2 separate regions of the Homo sapiens genome follow, and region 1 is linked to region 2. The links are chromatin loops, found by intact Hi-C in ENCODE. Cell type or tissue: A673. All regions are shown on one strand. Links, peaks and the distances in the headings refer to the core of each region. The heading gives the core; the rest is flanking DNA.

Region 1 (2,500 bases), core at 1-2,500, 91 kb after region 2:
GTGGATCTGCTGTTGTGGGACTGTGACAGAAACGTGAGTTTGAGTCACAGCTTTATAACGTAGTGACTGAAGGACTGTGAGCCAATCACACAGCTTTCTGGACCTCAGTTGTCTTATTTGCTAAATGGGGGTAATAATCGCCACCTTCCTTAGGGCGCATCGTGAGGCTCACATCCTGTGTGGAACTGTGTGGTCAGCAGGAGTGTAGGTAACCGAGTGACCACCTCACCCCTCACAGCAGGACAGGAGGAAGCAGCTTCACCACAGACAGAGGGGCTTAGAGCACGGGCCGTACAAGTTCTACCCAGCCTCTGATGGCCCAGGCACATCGGTCCCCGAGGCCTTCCCCTTACTGACCATGCCTGTCCCAGCAGGCTCAGCATCAGCATGGACAGCCTCTGAAAGGGCCTGGCTGCCATACTAGTAAGGGTGAAACTCACCCATTTTACCGTTGGCAGGACAGGAAAAGGAGGAATGGCCATCCCCACCCCCATGGTCCCTGACCGGGCCCAACTGATAGCAGCTGCCAGCATTTGCTGAGTGCCTACTGCACGCTGCGTGCTTTCTATGTGACATCACTTTCCCACCACACCCTTTCCAGGGAGGTGCTAGCAAGGCTACTGTAAAGACGAAGAACCCTAAGTGAAGGGAGCATAAGTAACTTGTTCTCTGTCACGCAGACACTAAGTGGCCAAGCCAGGATTGGGAGCTGGCCCTCCTGTCTGCCCCCAGAGCCTGTGCTCCTGACCAGGATGGAGAGCCTGCCTCAGGCTGGATGAGGGGCAGCCCCCACACCCAGCCTGCTGACCTCCCCACTGAATTCAGGTCTCCTGACGGACGCTGCTCTCAGTTTCCAGCTCTACCCTTTCCATGGCCCTAAGGCTGACATCGCCACCTCTGCTTTCCACTCAGAAAGGCTGGAGGAGCTGGGCACTCGAGGGACCAGAGGGGCTACAGTGAGCAGCAGAGCCAGCGAGTCTTGCCTAAGACCCCATCTTACCATTCCCTGGTTGGGGAAACTGAGGTTCTTGGAGAGTGAGGCAACATAATCCCGACCACGTGAGACAGAGAGGTACAGAATCCACACTCTTCCGGCCGGGCCGTGGTTCAGCATGAGCCGAAGAGATGGGGCTTGGCTCTAAGAGGGGCAGAGACCAGAAAGGGTGAGGTTTGAGAGCCACTCACTGGGGAGAATCTGCAAGACCTGAGGCCTGGCCGACCCTAAAGTGAAAGAAAAGCGGCATCAAAGAGGTAAGTAAAGGGTCCTCGGAATGGCCCAGGGATTGCTTCCAGCAGGACAGCAGCGCCCTCTTCTGTCCAGTCACAAGAGGTGTCACGGTTTGCGTTTCACCCCCACCTTCCTTCAGTCCTTCACTCATTTGCTCAAGGACCGGAGAGCCAGGCCCACCTGCCCACCCCCTCATCCTCCTACCTGCTTCCAGCCCTGCGACATCTGAGCTCCCTGTCACCGGGGCCTTGGGGCCCTGAGATGCAGTACACACTGTTGTCTTTGCATGATTACTTATTTCAACCATTCTCTGACTAAGGAACAGCTGCTGCCTCACCTGAATGTGTAGGAGGTGTTGGAGTTGCTAGGCAACCAAAGTTGACCCATGGGGAAAGGCCATGGAATGGGTTCTGGATACTGCCTGCTTGGTATAGCTCTGTGACCTTGAAAAGCCAGGTCCACAGCCCTGACATTAGCCACAGATGTCTGCAGGTCTGTTCTGGGAGAAGCACAGGGCTGAGCCCCTCCCCATGCCCTGCCTGCAGGAAGTGCCTGGTCCAGTCAGAGAAGAGGTTACCTGAACCATAAAGCCTCATCCTCAGTCTGGCTGCCAACATGAAGAGCTACAGGGCTCAGGAGGGGCAGTTGGGATGGCTGAGGTCTGTGTCACGTGGGCAGGGAAAGCTTCCCAAAAAAGATCAGCTCCCATCTATGGGATGCCTACTGCATGCCAGGCAAAGTTCTATACACTATCTCATTCTTTCCCCCAAGAATCCAAAAGAAAGGTATGATTAGACCCAGTTAGAGGGGAAGAAAGCAGAGTTCACAGAGGTGGTGATGTGCCTAAGGTCACATACCTAGTGGGTAAAAAGATGGGATTCAAACCCAAGCCTGTCTGGCTGTTAGGGAAGGGCAATGAGCAGAGGTCAGAAGATGGGAAAGCATAGGGGTCTCCGGGACAGTGAGGGGGCCAGCCTGTTCCCACATGCCAGATGCTGAGGGACCCAAAGATGACAAAGTTCTAGGAGATAAAACATGAATCAAATAAAATGCCGAGAAGGAAATGTAGACAACTTCCAGGGGGTGCTCAGAAGGGCAAGAGTGCCTTCACCTGGAGTCCTTAGAGAAAGCTTCACCTTCAGGTGAGGTTAGAAGTGAAGTATGCAGGTGGCAGGACCTGCCCACATGGTGGCCTGGAGGGAGGAAAGTACAAGTATGTTCAGCAAGGAAAAGAGATCTGTTTCAGCCAGGTGCACTGTCTCAGCACTGTGC
Region 2 (4,724 bases), core at 1-2,500:
AGCCAATTCATTCTGCCTTGGGTTAGAGTCAATTGTTGACAATTCTGCTTCCTTATCCATCCTTCTAGGGAAGGAACTAGTATTTATCAAGCACCTCCTCTGTGCCACGCTCTGTGTGTCCCCCACAGTGCTTGGCTCGATGCCTGGTTTAGAGCCGGGGCTAGAGGACAGACCATGACTCAGCTCCTGCCTTTTGCACCCAGCTGCTGGCTATGTGGCTACAGGCAAGCCACTCAGCCTCACCAAGCTTGTTTCTGTAACTGTTGAATGGGAGTGAACATAGCACCTGCCTCTGTTAGGAATTATCCTTCTCACATAGCCTGGAGAGTTTCAGTTAGACCCTGGCTCGGTTGTTCCCAGGCTCTGTTGTTTTTTCCTTAGGAACCATGCTGGCTTATTTATGATCTAACTCTGGGGTCCCATGTTTCTTAAAGAAAGAACTTTTTCTTATTTCCTGAAAGCTCCTGGACTTTGGAAAGGTGCAGCTGGAAGAGAAGGGAAGTGATGCGCAGCCCCCTATGAAGTCACTCCACATTCTGACTTCCACCCTCTACCCCGCTGTCCCACAGAGCTGACCTGACAACTGCCACGGCCCCTGACCCTGACTAGATGAACCTGGGTGGTGGGGGTGGGGGTGGGGCTGCATTGCCAGCCCCTCATCATCTCAGGAAGTGAAGCCTGGGCCAGGGGCTACAGATGCCCCATCTCTCCAGGCTGACTTGGGGATCTGCAGGTTACAGAGTCCCTGATTTAACCCAGCAGATTCTAATGGCCAGAGTTCAGAGAAGAGAGGAATTCCTTTGAGGCATGCAGAACCCTTAAAGCATGGCTCTGCCCAGGTCCAAAGACCCCTGGAGAGCCCTATACCACATCCTCAAGGCAGAAAGAAACTCAGGTCTCTCTTTTTCTGAATTGGTGAGGCTCTTTTCTCCTCCCATCTGGTTTCCACTTCCTTAGGCACGTCCCTGCACCCATGTGGCCATTGGGTGGCACTGTTGGATGAGCCTAGAATTTCAGGTGAACAGCAAGCATCCCAAGACTCCTGGTTGCGAGTGTGAGAGGGACAGGAAACCACAGAGGTTCTCCTCCCCAGGCGCCCCGACCCTCTGTCCCTCCTCCTAGCTGTCGTTTGTGCCCCAGGCTCTCTTCCACTCCTAAGTCATCTTCCCTGTACTCTTCTAGATACACGTTGGTTCTGCAACACCAGGAATGCCAGGATGATTTAGCCACCTCCTCACTTGTCTACCTTTCCCTCCCCTGCTTCAAAGACTTGGGTCGATCGAAGCACCAAAGCATCACTGTTGCTGACACTAACAAGTAGTGCCAAGGGATTGCCTTTAAGGAAGATCAGGAGCGGAACATCTGGTGGCAAAGAAAATCTTTCTAATAGCCCCATTCTAGTGACCACCTTCAACCTCCTCATAGCAGGAGAGTTTGGGAGTAGGGGACTTAGGATGTTTTGTTCTTTTAATCAATTCAGAAAATATGTATGTTTGAAATAAAAATAAAAATACTTGAGCCAGAGAGGCTGAGTCACTCCAGAGCCTCAGATTTGAGTTCCCAGGGCAAGCCCCACTGCCTGTCCACACAAGAGTTTACTCCATTCAACAAACACGTTTTTTTATCCAACTGTTTTCTACCTAGTCTTTCATGCCTCTAATTCTACTTCCTTAGCATTCAGGTAAGGCCCTAGGTAAGTGGTGTGTGGCAGGCGGGCCCTGCTGTGATCTTACAGGTCGCCTTTGGGTGCCTTAGGCCATGAAACTTCCAGTAGGGCCAGTCATTTTCCTCAGGTTGAACTTCAGGAAACTCCTCACTGCAATTTCAGCCCCTTTCTGCAAGGCCTCAGAGTCAAAGATTCCCTGTGTTCCCTTTGTAATGACCCTTCTTGGACTCAGAGAACATCATTAAGATGCACTGAGCATCAGGTTTGCACTGTTTGGAATGTTTGCAGGATTCGTTTTCAAAATGATTTGGCATCTTTGAAAGTCCTTTCTCCCTTTTAAACAGGCAGTGACATGTGTTGGGGTAACGGTTGATGTGGGGATCAGCAAAGTCTGGGCTGGAATCCCAGCTCTGCCACTTACTAGAGCCATGCAACCTTGAGCAGGTCCTATGACCTCTGAGCCTTGATGTCCTCTCAGCAAAATAGTGACAGTAGGAGGACCCATGGTGCCAGTGGAGATAAAGGAGGTATATGCATTCATCTGCTTAAGGCTCCCATTCCTCAGCCAGGTAAAGTTGAAGAACGAATCATAGAATAAGAAGTAGCCCAGCTTTCCCATTTTACAGATGAAGAAACTGGGGCCCAAAGAGGGGAAGTGACTTACAAGGTCACCTGGTAATAAAGTCAGGACAGAAACTGGCAGGCCAAGGGCCTTTCCATGATATCAACTTGCTTCTTGTTTTTCTGTTCTATTCCTCTTCTCTATTGACCAAAGGCCATAAAAGGGAGAGAAGAAGGACGTGGGGCTTAGAGTAACCTTCAGGCCCAGCTAATTCAGCCACATAACGCAGACACTAGGGAGTCAACCTGTGTTAGGCTACTTTTATGAAGCAAAAACAGTGATACTGTCTGCACTTCTGGGATAACTGGGCCACACTAGGGTCAAAGTGTTCTCCTCTGGAGACTTTGATACATGGCCCACTTTGAAGTTAGAAAACTTCCGAGGATGGCCAGGGTAGTGCAAGACCTCAAGCCACAGCATATAAGGAAGAGTTGAGGACCTGGGAATAATGACCTCAAAGAAGAGAAGCCATGGAGCTCCTCGCCACTGTTTTCAACTTTGTAAAGTGCTGATCTCTGCAAGGTGCAGGGGAGGGGAGGAAGAATTGCTCTCTATGGCCACAGGTGGGACGCCTGAGTGAAAGCTTCAAGAAGGATAATTCCAGGTCCACAAAAGGCAATTGAAAAGTTAGCTCTGTCCAAAGTTGGAATGATCCTTGGTAGGAGGCAATAAGCACGTGTGAGCAGAAGCTGGAAGACCACGGGTCCTTAGGAGAGCTTAAAGCACAGAGTGACTAGTGGACAGGACGAGGTCCAGCCCACAGTATACCCACTCTATGAGAACAGCACAGCAGGATGGATAGGAGCATGAATTCTGGAGCCACAGTGCCTGAGTTCAAACCGTGGTTCTTGCCTGGACTGGCTGGGTGACCCTGAACAAGATGCTTAAGCTCTCTATAAAATAGAGAGGGAGCCACCAGCTCTGGGAAACCCTCCTCCCTGCCCTGCTATCCTCTGATACAGGGGTTGCCTGGTGCATCCTCCTCCTGGTAGTAGTGACTGGTGCAAGGCTGGTCTTCCCTCTTGACCCCTCTCAGCCTCTTGGGCAGGAGTCAGAAATAGCCCCTGGCTGGCCCTGTGGCAACTCAAGTTTCTTCAGAAGTGAGGGCCCTCTAAGGACACCAAGTCTAGGGCTGAAAGGCAAGGAGAGGCAGTTAAGCTGTGGGCACCATAGAGGCTGTGCATCTGCTGGTGTTTGCTGGTTCACAAACACTGCCAGGGCAGCTTCTTTGTGCCCAGCCTGGAGCAGATACCAGTATGCAAGGGCAGAAGAGACATGGCCCTGCCCTCAGGGTGCTTCCACCTAGTGGAAGACTGCGTGCAGATGGACACAGGCCCCTCAGGACCTGGTGTGACAGGTCTGTGTCCGGAGCATATTGTTGGTGGGTGGAGACCAGGAAGAGGGTTAAGAAAGGCTTCGTGGAGGATGTGACATAAGTTGAGTGTCAGAAGAAGTCATTGAAGTGACAGGGAAGGAGGAAGGTAGGGCATTCTGGCCAGGGGGCTGCTGGAGTCAAAGCAGAAACACCTGGAGCCATCTGGAAGCTCACGTTTCTTGACACCTTCCTGGAAGTCACTGAGATAAATACCTTGTGCCCACTATCTCATTTAATCCTCAGAGCAAGCATTGGGCATTATTAATCCCATTTTACAGATTGGAACCTGAGACTCAGAGAGGAAAAACACCCCACCTAAGGTCATGTGAATGGCAAGCAGTGGAGGAGGGGCTCCACCCCAGGCCTGTCTGACTTCAAGTCTTAACCTGACCTGTCTGTTTTAAGCCAGTTAGAGCTTTCGAGGCAGTTTAATGTGATGCCAGTGTGGACTTCCAGGATGGAGGTTTAGAGGGAAGACAGGGGAACATCAGATCATGAAAGGCTTTGCTCGCTTTTTAGGAAATGCAGGTTGATCCTAGCAATAGGGCACCAATGAGTAGTTGAAGAGGTGATAGATCCTACCTGCACTTTAGTGGGGTCTCTATAGCAACTGTGGGGAGAAGAGACCAGAGGGGAACAAGTCTGAAGACAGGACCAACAGGGGTTGCAGTGACCCAGACTGTGCCTGCTGGTGGCTTGAACCAGGGCGGCGTGGGGAGGGAGAGGGAATCAGAGAGAAGCAAACAGACACCAAGGCCAAGTGATTGGCTGCATGTGGAGTGTGTCGGGTGAAGGAGGAAGAAGACAGTTGATAAGGACATCCAGGCTTCTGGTTTGGGCAACTGGGTGAATGTTGTTACCAGTGTGTTACAATCACCTACACTATTCAGCACAGTAACATGCTGTACAGGTTTGTAGCCTAGGGCAAAAGGCTCTACCATACAGCCTGGGTGTGTGGCAGGCTATGCCATCTACGTTTGTGTAAGTACACTCTACGATGTTTGCACAACGATGAGATCACCTGACACATTTCTCAGGATGTGTCTCCATCGTTAGGTGAC

Evidence for each region. Peaks named below come from ENCODE experiments on the same cell type or tissue, not always from the same donor. Only the 100,000 strongest peaks of a DNase experiment are listed, where the experiment ranks them.
Region 1: it touches region 2 in a loop (8-fold over the local background); 75 of 110 quality-filtered maps call a loop at or near these places.

What each region holds. Positions count from the first base shown.
Region 1 is chr1:110,523,460-110,525,959 of GRCh38, reverse strand. LOC124904292 (a long non-coding RNA gene) reads right to left here and starts at 507. Exons shown (of 2, transcript XR_007066353.1): 1 at 441-507. In A673, for the core only: a CTCF peak has its summit at 1,307 (motif pointing left); a DNase peak (open chromatin) is centred at 1,269.
Region 2 is chr1:110,612,203-110,616,926 of GRCh38, reverse strand. It overlaps a transcript of KCNA2 not described here. Among named protein-coding and RNA genes, the nearest start is that of KCNA2, 8.2 kb to the right of the region's middle. In A673, for the core only: CTCF peaks have their summits at 782 and 982 (motif pointing right); DNase peaks (open chromatin) are centred at 166 and 996.